2 separate regions of the Homo sapiens genome follow, and region 1 is linked to region 2. A link is a contact called in ENCODE Hi-C data. All regions are on one chromosome and are shown on one strand. The core of a region is the stretch at or near the end of the contact, and the rest is flanking DNA. Distances in the headings are between cores, read along the strand shown.

Region 1 (5,293 bases), core at 1,701-4,200, 270 kb before region 2:
AGGGGTAGCTAGTCTCCCCTAGGAAGAGGCTGCACAGATGAGCTTGCTCGGAGCCATGATTGGAGTCCGGCTTGCTGATTCTTCAGCACTCTGCCCGATGCCTGTTGATTTTGGCGGTTTGTTCTTGTCCCTCCAAAGCCAGGAATGCTCTGTGAGAGCTGGGGCCCCACCAGAAGGGTTCCCACGGTGCCCCTGTGCCTGCTGCTGGCTGGGTGGCCTCTTCCCCTGGTCAGCTGGGTGGCACAGAACAGGGGAATCCCAGGGCTGCCCGGGGTGGACCTTCCCTCCCTCCTCCAGGAGCTGCCCATAGAACAGCAGGGAGCCTCTTTCTAGGAGGTGGGATTTACAGGCTGAGATGTTGGAGCCCCACCTCCCTCATTTAGCTGCAGAAGAGGTCTGGGTTGGAGGGAGTCCAGACTCTGGTCCTGGAGTTGAGTCTATTCATGTTATCCATGAGAAAACGGGGGCCCAGAGAGGCCAAGCAACTTGCTCAGGGCCACACAGCTGCTCAGTGGACAAGGGAGACTGGGAGCAGCTCTCCTGTGCCCTCTCTGGTTCCCTGCACTCATGGTCTCCCTGCCTGCCTTCCCTTGTGTTCGGAAGCCAGTTCTACGCTGTGCTTGCTCTGTGCGCCGGTTTGTCTTCTGTTTTGGTTTCTAGCCTGACACAGCTTTTGGATCTCACCCACTTGTGACTCCCTGCAGTCGTCTGTGTTTTGTGGACAATGAAAGGCTTTGCTCCACGTCCACTGATCGGCTGCTCCAGAAGGAAGCTTTGCAGCCTCCTCAGCTGCAGGCCCAGAGTCATGGCTCCCTCCAACCCATTGCCTGGCCCTGCTCAGCCCACTTGGATGGAGCTGAGTCCCCAGCCCGACTGGGTCCTGCTGGGGGCTGAGCTCGTGGGTGCGAGCCGTGTGGGGTAGGGAACCCCGCTGCTGTCTCCCACCTGGCTCTGCACTCCTGCAGCCCCAGTCCTGCCGTGACTGTCACAGGGATCTCCAGGCCTGGTCGGCGGCTCCCTGTTGTGCGAGCATGGTACTCGGAAACCGCCTTTTCTGCTGGTTTAGTCCGACTGAAGCTCCTTGCTGAGGGACTGCATTCCCTCTGCAAACCTATGGCCTTATGGGTCTTTCTGATGCTGCTGTTATCCCCTGCTCTGTCCGCAGTGCTGGTGAATTTCCCAGCCTGGGGCAGTTGGGGACAGGGTCCGAGTCTGACTTCTTTCTCTTTCCTGTGCAGCGGGTGTGGGAATGGGCGTGTGTCTCTTGAATGAGTATGGTGTTGGCTACAGATGGGCCGCTTTAGATCCTGGCTCTACCTCATCTTTCTGGGAGGTGGGGGGTAGTTGTTTACATTCTCTGAACCACCTCCTCTCTGTAGCAGGGGCCCAGTCCTATCACCTGCCCCAAAACATTGGTGTGAGGGCGACGTTAAGTGACTGAATGTGCACAGCGCAGCTGTTTGTGCTTGACGCGTGCTAGGTGGACCCTTAGGCACTGCCCTGGCCCCGTGAAGGCCCTGCAGGTCTGTGTCCCACCCTTGGTGGCTGTGCCCAGCTTTAGCATGCCACCTCATGGTCCTGCTCAGTGGCTCACCTGCTCACCCTGTGTCAGGTCCCAGCCTGGCGCAGGTGGCTGCCCCTGAATCTGGGCCTTGCGAGCCTGTTGCCTGGATGCCCAGGTTCCAGATGCTTCACCTTGGGAAACAAAAGAGCAGTTTTGGCACAGAGATCCCGCAGCCTACAGACTTAATTATGCCCCGTGGACGTGCTGAGCAAGAGTGAGAGGGTGACTGAGCCTGCAGAGGGCTCTGTGTGATGCCATGTGGCCCCCAGTTTCCTCACAGGGGAAAAGGAACAAGCTTCCGGCTCAGGGAATGGCTTCCCAGGAGCAGATGGTACTTTGAAAATCACCTCGTCAGGCTTCGAGCCTGCGTCCTGTGGTTGGGAGGGTGAGGGGCGTGTTGTTTCTGCTGCTGACCCCAGTTTCAGGGCAAATTTAACCTGTGGTCAGTGCAGGGTGGGGCTTTGGTCCCAGGCCCTGGGGCTGAGGCCCTGGAGAACCTGCCAGGCCTGGGCAGTCACTGCTGACGTCTGTGGCCAGAGTCTCCAAGCGCTGAGGGCCCCCTGGGGCCTGATTTATGGGGGTCTTTGGGGGACTTGTTCCAGCCTGGAAATGTGAGAGGGAAATCTCCCCACCCCAGTGGGGGTGCCCCCTGGTGCACAGCTGGGCAGTGGGCACCCCCGTGACTTGTCCGAGAGCACCGTTTCCCTCTGGTGTTACCCTTTAAAACTCACTTGAGGGAAGAGTGATTGGCTACATAGTTGAATTTGCTGAGCAGCGTTTGCAGAGGATGTAAACTGCCAGGTAGGCTGGCCCTGCTTACTGGTCTCTTCTTTGGGCTCACTGAGTGACTGAGTGGCTTTCGCTTTGATCAGAAATGTGAACAGGCCGGGCGCGGTGGCTCACGCCTGTAATCCTAGAACTTTGGGAGGCCGAGGCGGGCGGATCACCTGAGGTCAGGAGTTCGAGACCAGCCTGGCCAACATAGTGAAACCCCGTCTCTACTAAAAATACAAAAATTGGCCAGGCGTGGTGGTGGGCACCTGTAGTCCCAGCTGCTCGAGAGGCTGAGGCAGGAGAATTGCCTGAACCCAGGAGGCGGAGGTTGCAGTGAACCAAAATCACAACACTGCACTCCAGCCTGGGAGACAAAACTCCTTCTCAAAAAAAAAAAAAAAAAAGAAAAAAAAAGAAATGTGAGCAGTTGAAGATTTTAGAACTGATGTGGCTCTCAGAGAGTTGGGAGACATTTTAAGGCAAATGCAAAATGAAAACGTGTCTTTTGCTTAAGGCTGTGTCTTAAGCAGGGGCCTTGGGAAATGAAACGGGATCTTGCCGCTTCGCCTCCTGATTTCTGGAGCTGTTGACTTCTCAGCCTTTTTCTGTGACATGTGCAGCATCTGGACCTGATTTACGGGAGTCTTTGGGGGATTTGTTCCAGCCTGGAAATATGAGAGGGAAATCTCACTGCCCCAGGAGAGGAGTCAGTGCTTAGGGCAGCCTTCCCTGGGCCCCGGGGAGAGGGAGGGTCCAAGAAAAGGGCAGGAGAAAGTGCTTGGAGAAAAGCGGGCAGCTGGGGTGCAGTGCCTGGGCTCCACGGAGAGCCCTTTGTGACTTGCTTCTCCAGGTAGTGGAAAGCTGTAAATCTCATTCAACAAACCGTCTTCATTTTCCCACGTTCCCTTGAGCCCTTGTTTCTTGCAGGCCTAATTTGGATAGAGCAGGGGAATTTTGTTCTCTACTCACGTTACTGAATAGGGGACCCACCTGCGGTGGCGTATGCCATAAACGCCTCCCCGCCTCGCCGCCCCTGCCCTGTCTCCAGCTTATTGTTCATATCACTGTAGCATACGTTATAGTCATATTTCTTTTGTAACCTGAGCTGTGAGTTTCTGTTTTTTTCACACAATAAATAACACCACAGTGAATCTCTCTCTCTCTCTCTCTCTCTCTCTCTGTGTGTGTGTGTGTGTGTGTGTGTGTGTGTGTGTGGTTTTTTTTCTTCTTTTGAATTGTTCCCAGGAACCTTCCTTGATTCTCCACAAGAAACACTTCCCAGTCCTATGTGGTCCTGTTCCCACAAATTAACACATGTGAAGATCAGGTCTATCAGGGCTGCTCCTCAGTGCCCACTCTCTTGCCTCTTCATTATAAAGAATTTTTCCTGCTAATTTATATTACACAGCCCCGCTTTTTGCCTCTCACGATATATTTTTTAGATGTTAAAAAATTTTAATTCTAAAATAAGCCAAAACAGAAAAATGAAAACAAAAAAAGTAACAGATATCTTTGTTTCTACTGTGTAAGTTAAATAGGTGCTAACATTTTTCTCTATTTGCTTAAGATTCTTTTTTTAAGGAAATAAAATATTATAGACGTAGCTAAAGCTCACTCTATTTCTTCTCCATCCTACTCCCTCCAGAGGTATTTACTGTCACAAATAAGAAGTTGGTGTTTTGTGCAATTTGTATGTTTTTAATTTTTACCACATATGTATGCATAAAATATATATGTATTACTGCTTTGTATGTTTTCAGCAGTTATGTAAACAGTCTCATATATCCATTTGACATTTCATTGTGAGTATGAGATTTCATAGCCTTATGATTTTGAGATTTATCTTTGCTGATACATGGAAGTCTTGCCCTGTCATTTTAATTGCTGTGTAGTATTTTATTGTGGGTGGACCTCCGTTTACTCATTTGCCTTCTGAGAGATGGCCGGGTGGTTCCCCTGTTTTGTCACTCCCACTACTGTGAACACCCAGGCGAACAATGTGCTTGAGGCTCTCCAGGGTCACGCCTGGAAGGGGCTGCTGGGTCCTGGGGTGTGTGCATCTTCTGCTTTGCAGGACCCTGGTGAGCTCCCCTCCAGGTGGCTGTTCCCCTTCCCATTCCATGTTCTCTTGAGCACTTGGCGGAGACTCCCTTTTATTGGTGTGGGTCTTGCTGCCTTTGAGGCAGGAGGTAGTAGAGGCTTGGGGGCAACTTTGGAAATAGGATAGGAGGGAAACTTTGAGAGCAGACCTGCGTGGCTCCTTTGTGCCACCTCAGACTTCCTGGCTGTGCAGACACTGGGGCCAACCTTCCGAGAGCGTTCAGAGTCTCTGTGGAGGGTAGAGAGGAGGGTGCCTCCAGCTGCAGGCGGAGCAGCCCCTCACTGAAGTCTGGACCCGGTGCTCAGCGCAGCTTCACAGGCGTCTGTCCTGGCCTCACTCCCTTCATGGGCAGGTGCAGGGCTGTATGAGAAGGGCCGGGGGCCTGGCTTCTGGGCTGGCTCCTATAGGGACCTGCTGCCTAACCTGTGGATAGCCCCTTTCCACCTGGCTGGGCCCCGCCTTCCCTGTCAGAAACACATGGGGTCACATGAGTGATTTGGGTGACCGCTTGGCTCTACCCATATTGGTCATCCACTTGATTTTTGCAGTTAGCAAGTGGTCTCTGCTTTTCCTAACCATGGTCTGCTAGGCTTGAGCCTTGGGGAGCCAGCAGGTGGGGTGGAGGTGGGGGACCTGCCCGCGGGGCAGCAGGGGCCTCGTGCGAGGATGACTTGGCTGTCTCCTTCCTGCAGCTGTGCTCAGTGAGATGGTCTGTGCTTTCATGTAGCTTGAGGGAGTCCTCAGATCCCAGGGCCGTCTGGCCAGTGCACATTTATGCCGACAGAGGGAAGCCTAGGTTGGTCCTTGTGGGTCATTCACAAAAGCCAGAGGCAAACGAGTGCTGCTTTGAGATG
Region 2 (5,776 bases), core at 2,712-5,211:
GCTGGCTCTCGCCAGTGGAGTATGAATGGAAGTCACGTGCAATACCCCTGGGCTGAGGCTTAGGAGTGGATGGGCTTTCTCCACTCTGTCTTCCCCCTTCTGTTGACTGGAAACAGAGGCCTTCTGGGTCCTCGGGGATGGGGAAACCACAGGAAATGATGAACCTGAGTTCCTGGTCCCCATGTGACGAATAGCCCACCCATAAGGAATGCTGGCGTTGGATGTTATAGGAGTGATCAACTTCTTTTGTGTTAAGACTTTGAAGGTTTGAGGTGTTTGTTAGAGCAAGTGACTAATAGAGCTCACAATGACAAATTTCTCTGGTGGGCACTACTCCAAGCCTTTTACATTTATTAACCTCCTTCATCCTTCCAGCAGCCCCACAAAGAAGGGATTATTTTCACCTTGACAGAGGTGGAAACTGCCACTCTAAGGGATGAAGTGAATTTCCCAAGGGCGCACCTAGAATAAAGTGGGTGGGGACTAGATCTAGACAACCTGTGAGCTAGTTCCTGGTCCTGCCCTGTCTCTCCTGCGCCCTCTGGGGCAGTTTCCTCGTCTGTAAAATGGATTGGGAGAGAGGAGGCTAAAATCACGAGCTTTCCTCTAAAGCCCTGACTTCCTAGGTTTCTGTGGTTCTCAGACTTGACATTGGGACACAGGTACAGGAGAGTCAGGGCATGAAGGGAATTCACAGTCCTGCTTCCTAAGTCCCAGGAGGTTCATCTTGGTCTCTAGACCGTTCTGTAATCAGTAGCGTGGTGGGGGCAGCCGGGCTGAATTGGCAAATCCTGGGAGCTGCAGTGTTACGACTTAGAAGACAGGAGTCAAAATGTGTGGTACCTGCACGTCGGTGTCTCTCCAGGGAAACCCAGGCCTGGCACTCCCTGTCCACAACAACTCCACAAAGTTTGTACCCGGTGATGGGCATGGTCCTATTGTTGCCTGGGGAGGCCCTGATCAGGGGGCTGGCAGAGTCAGGGCTGTGCCTTGGCATGAGAGAGTTGGAGACAAAAGCTTTGGACAGTAGGTTGGGTAGGGAACTGGAATGCCCTCTCCCGCTACGTGGCACATAGGAAAGCAAAAGCCCAAAGAGGCTGAATGACTTGCCCCAGGTTGCCCAGCCAGCTGGGGCCAGGCCCCTTTTCCTGCGTCATGCTGCCTGCTGGGCCTGGGCTGGGGTCAGCACACCGATGCCTTTTGGCTGTGTTTTTTCCGTGTGTCTGATGTAGAGAAGAATTTTGAAAATATACTTGGGAGAAGCTTCTTCTCTTCGGAAGTCCCACGCAAAAAACCTCAGAGGAGAGGACGGCCCTGCACGCCTATTGACTTCAGGGCCTCCAGCTGCCCCTCTCCTCCCTTAAGGTCCTCGCAGGGAACCCTGCTAGACTGACGTCTGAGGGTGGTAGCTGTCAGGCATCTGCCTTGTGTGCAGTTTCAGTTCAGTCAGACACTGATGTGTTCGAGAGGAGGCCTGGATTCTGCTCCCAACGTGGCGAGTCACCAACTACATGATTTGGTGGGAAGCCTCAATTTCCTTATCTGGGAGGAGGGAGGGAAGGGGAGTGGGCTGGACTAAACAGCCTCTGAGGCCCCTGGGACCCTATTCCTGCAGAAATAGGAAAGATATTCTGGGGTGTATATAGGTATCTATATGTCTAGACACACACGCACATATGCATATGTATATATCTATTTATATTCATTCTCTCTACATATGTTTATATTCATATATATTTATATTCATTTTTTTTTTTGAGATGGAGTTTCACTCTTGTCACCCAGGCTAGAGTGCAATGGCACTATCGTGGCTCACCGCAACCTCTGCTTCCTGGGTTCAAGCCATTCTCCTGACTCAGCCTCCTGAGTAGCTGGGATTACAGGTGCCTGCCACCATGCCCGACTAATTTTTGTATTTTTAGTAGAGACGAGGTTTCACCATGTTGGCCAGGCTGGTCTCGAACTCCTGACCTCAGGTGATCCACTCGCCTCAGCCTCCCAAAGTGCTGGGATTGCAGGCGTGAGCCAATGTGCCCAGCCTATTTATATTCATTCTATTTATATATAACATTATATATGTCTCAGCTTTGGAGCCTGATATTTCCAAAAGAAGCCTGGCTCATTAAGGAAGTGGAATGAATATAATCCTATTGTCGCACAACACTTACCGCCTACACACGTCCTCATACAAGGGGGTTGGGGAAGACTCAGGTTCAGCGTCAAGCCCACGGCTCTGGGGTGGGAGGGGCCTGGATTCTTGACTCTTTTGTTGCTTAGTTCCATCTTGGATTTTGCCTTTTCAACTTGGCCCTGGTTCAGCCAGGCCCGACTGGGTGTCTAGGCCCTTGGCAAAGCCATTGCATAAGCAGGAAGCTATGCAGCAACTGTGGCACGGCGGAGACTGTGTGGTGAGGTTGCAGAACCAGGTAGGGAGTCTGACTAGACCAGCCCTGACTCAGCTTGTTTCCAGACGACCTAGGTGTGGGGGGCGTTGCCACATCAGTCAGGACTCCCTCTGTTGAGCGTGACAGAAACCCAGCTCACGCTTGCCTACACACAAAGGGAGGCTTTGGGCTCCAGAAATTGGGAAAGACAGGGGTGGAGTGGACCTCAGGCATGACCGGATGGCAGCCTCAATGCAGCCAGCTCTCAATCTGTGAATGGTCACCATTATTTTCTACTACACACAGGATAACCTGGGACGGGGAGCCGTGGGAGGCAGAGGCCCCGCTGCAGACAACCCAGTTTAAATTACCCTAGTTGGTGACTGTGGAAAAGAAAGAGCTCAGAGTATACAGGTTCCAGGGAAGGCTGTGGTCAGCTGCCTTAGGCCACAGGCCCACCTCTGGGACTGACATCATGTTCAGGCCAAGTTAGGGCAGAGGGGACTGCTATGGCAGTGAAGTCAAATCCTAAGGGATGGGCCATGTGGAGGAGCAGTTCTACGAATAAGGTCAACTGCTATCAGAGAGGGGGCCATCAAGATCCTGAGGATGAGATCAAAAGGCTAGCTACCCACTAAAGATCCAGCAGCAGTCAGCATCCAATAAGGAGGGCACAGAGAGTTTCCTATAAAGAACTGAGGTTGAGGCCGGGCGCGGTGGCTCACGCCTGTAATTCCAGCACTTTGGGAGGCTGAGGTGGGCGGAGCAGGAGGTCAGGAGATGGAGACCATCCTGGCCAACTTGGTGAAACCCCTTCTCCACTAAAAATACAAAAATTAGCCAGGCGCGGTGGCGGGCGCCTGTAGTCCCAGCTACTCAGGAGGCTGAGGCAGGAGAATCGCTTGAACCCGGGAGGGGGAGCCTGCAGTGAACTGAGATGTCGCCACCGCACTCCAGCCTGGCGACAGAGCTAGACTGCATCTCAAAAACAAAACAAAAACAAACAAACCAACAAAAAAAACTGAGGTTGAAACGAGGACACAGTCCAGGAAAGCCAGGGCATGAAGGGGATTTTCAGCAGAGCAGGAGTGAAAGTCTCTGCTTTGTAAGTCCTGGGAGGTCCATCTTGGTCTCCAGACTCTTCTCTGCAGTCATCAGGGTGACAGAGACTGACAGGGTGAGCAGAAGTGGCAACTGCAGAAGGCAGCTACTACTATTTCTGTGGCTGAAGGGGCGAAGGGGGACATTTAGAAACACAGCGGAGGGACCCTGCAGAGCCGACTTGAGGAGAGGTCTCTGCGCGCTGGCGCTGGGGCCCTGCAGACAAGGGCCCACTTGCCTGGGATCCCAACCTCTGAGCAGGGGTCTGAGCCGGCTCTTGGGCCACAGGGTGACGCAACTGCTTCTGCCAGAGTTGGAGAAGCTGCAAGCTGCGTTCCGCTGCGGCTCCGGTTTGGCACTGCCGGCTGTTGGCTGGGGAGGGAGACAACGAGCTCCCAGGAACAGGAAGCCCGCAGGAAGCGGACAGGGAGCAAATAGGAAGAGCAAGTCCTGCCTCCCGCACCAGCCTGGAGGTGCCGCTCTAGCGCCCGGGCTGCAGAGCCTACACAGACCCGGCTGGCAGAGCGGAGCCGCGGGCAGAGTCCCAGCTCCAGCATCACCAGTTGGCGCCCAGAGGACGGGCGTGGAGCATAGAGGTCGTGACTGAAAAGCGGCCCCAGAGGTCTCCCTGCAGGCCTTCTGGTGGGTGCGGGAGTCCGTGCGACAGCCATCTCCCTCGGGAGGCTGGCAACTTCTTGAGGTCAGGGACGTGCTGGCTTCGCTGTGCATCCTCCACGGGGCCTGATATCCTTCCCCAGGCAGAGCAGGCCGTCGTAAGCAGGTGTTATGCTGAAATGAGCTGCATGGCAGGAGCCCTTGTCAGGCAAGGTGTCCTGGGCAGCTCCGCAGCCCTCCCTGCCCAGCCCTCAGAGTTCCTGTGTGTTTTCCCGGGGCGTGGTTCCAGGCTTTCCCTGGAGTCCCGCATGGGGCCAGGGTGGGGGTGTTGAACACTGGACCTTGAACACAACTGGGGCAGGCTCTGCCCAGACCTGGCAGATGCACCCTAAACTTCCTTCTCATCCTCCTCCACCTGCAAATGAAGTCAACAGCAGGATCTTAGCTCCACCAGTTACAGACTGTCTGGCTTTGGGCAGGTTATTGGGCCATTCTGAGCCTCAGTTTCCCCAGAATGCCCTCTTCAGTCTCTTAATCCCTGCACCGGGAGACAGGAAGAGACTCTTGGCCCTCTTCATCCCATCCATTCCTCTCCCCTGTCTCCTGCTCCTTACTGGAGTGTGATTTTAACACAACACATCATAATTATGCTTTGAAAGGCAGTCAGTATTAGCAAGGCAGATATCTGTTTAGCTGGAAAAAAAGGAAAGATCCAGGTCAGCTGGGACTTGCTGAGCAGAGCTCATGGACAGCTGCAGGCGAGGCAGGGGGAGCAAAGGGGTAGAGAAGGCGAGGGAGGACAGGGGCTCTGCAACAACCTGAAGGAAGCAGGAGACCAGGTGGGCCCCATGCCCTGGGCTCCTGTGAATTCCAGAGCAGCTGAGCATTTAGACAGGAATCCTCAGGAGAAGGCTGGAGCCCCCCAGCCTCCAGCTGCATCAGGGCAGGACAGCAGGGCGACAGGCCCAGTGGGGTAAGGGACACAAAAGTGTTTATGGACCATGTGGGAATGGGATTAGGCCAGTGCTCAGTAAAGTAGAGGCTCTGATGAGATTTTATGGGCCATATCAAAGGTTTTTGTATAAGTTTTTCTCCCTCTTCCATCTCAAGTTCTTTCATGGCAGGTACTGGGTCTGAGTTTTCTCTGATGGTGCCCAGAGAGTATGTTGGGTGTATCTGGGGACCACACTCAAGTCTGGGTGAGTGTTTGGAGGGGCTTCTGGCAGCGTGGCCTATGCTACTGGAGAGCCATGGGTCTGTAAGCTCAGACAATGGTGTGAGCAGTGGCAGATGTGACATTTCCCAGCCAGGAGCCCTGGCAGGCAGGCAGAGGGGATCAAAGCACAGGGACCTCATTTTCAGCCAGAGAAGGGATTAATGAAGAGCCCAGTGTCCCAAAGGGAGGCTAATTGGGTTCCGAAGAGTGGTAAGTGTTCCTGGGCTCACTTGGCATGGTCCTACCCTCTGAGCCCTGTTTCCTCAAGAATTTAATTTAATGTCCCTTTGTTGAACGCAGCTGTTGGGGGAGGAGTGATTTGGGCTGTTTGGGCTGTTTTGTTTTCCTCCCTCTTTCTTTTCCATCTTTCCCTCCTTTCTTCTCTTGTGGGAAGATGCCAGTGCTTGGTGAACTGGCTGGTTGGGGTGTCCAGACCAACCTTCTCTGAGCAGGCCTTGAG

What was found. A loop is a pair of places that touch in the nucleus more often than their neighbours do. Pooled maps may share reads with other maps.
Region 1: a map of heart left ventricle shows a loop between it and region 2 (3-fold over the local background). The contact joins two enhancer-like sites. A Hi-C loop is called at or near these places in 7 of 168 maps with a recorded cell type or tissue (PC-3, aorta, ascending aorta and 4 more) and 8 of 50 pooled maps.

Annotation. Positions count from the first base shown.
Region 1 is chr3:195,250,953-195,256,245 of GRCh38, reverse strand. All of the region lies in intron 1 of XXYLT1 (xyloside xylosyltransferase 1), which reads left to right. Among named protein-coding and RNA genes, the nearest start is that of XXYLT1, 18 kb to the left of the region's middle. RefSeq lists silencers at 1-147, 4,351-4,400 and enhancers at 1,905-2,692, 3,482-3,531. Within about 2 kb of position 2,950, at least 7 of the 41 ENCODE cell types and tissues checked have a DNase peak (open chromatin) inside an H3K27ac peak, as active enhancers do.
Region 2 is chr3:194,983,421-194,989,196 of GRCh38, reverse strand. The region is part of intron 3 of LOC105374294 (a long non-coding RNA gene); the gene reads left to right. Among named protein-coding and RNA genes, the nearest start is that of XXYLT1-AS1, 110 kb to the left of the region's middle. RefSeq lists enhancers at 597-1,097, 2,390-2,890. Within about 2 kb of position 3,961, at least 9 of the 41 ENCODE cell types and tissues checked have a DNase peak (open chromatin) inside an H3K27ac peak, as active enhancers do.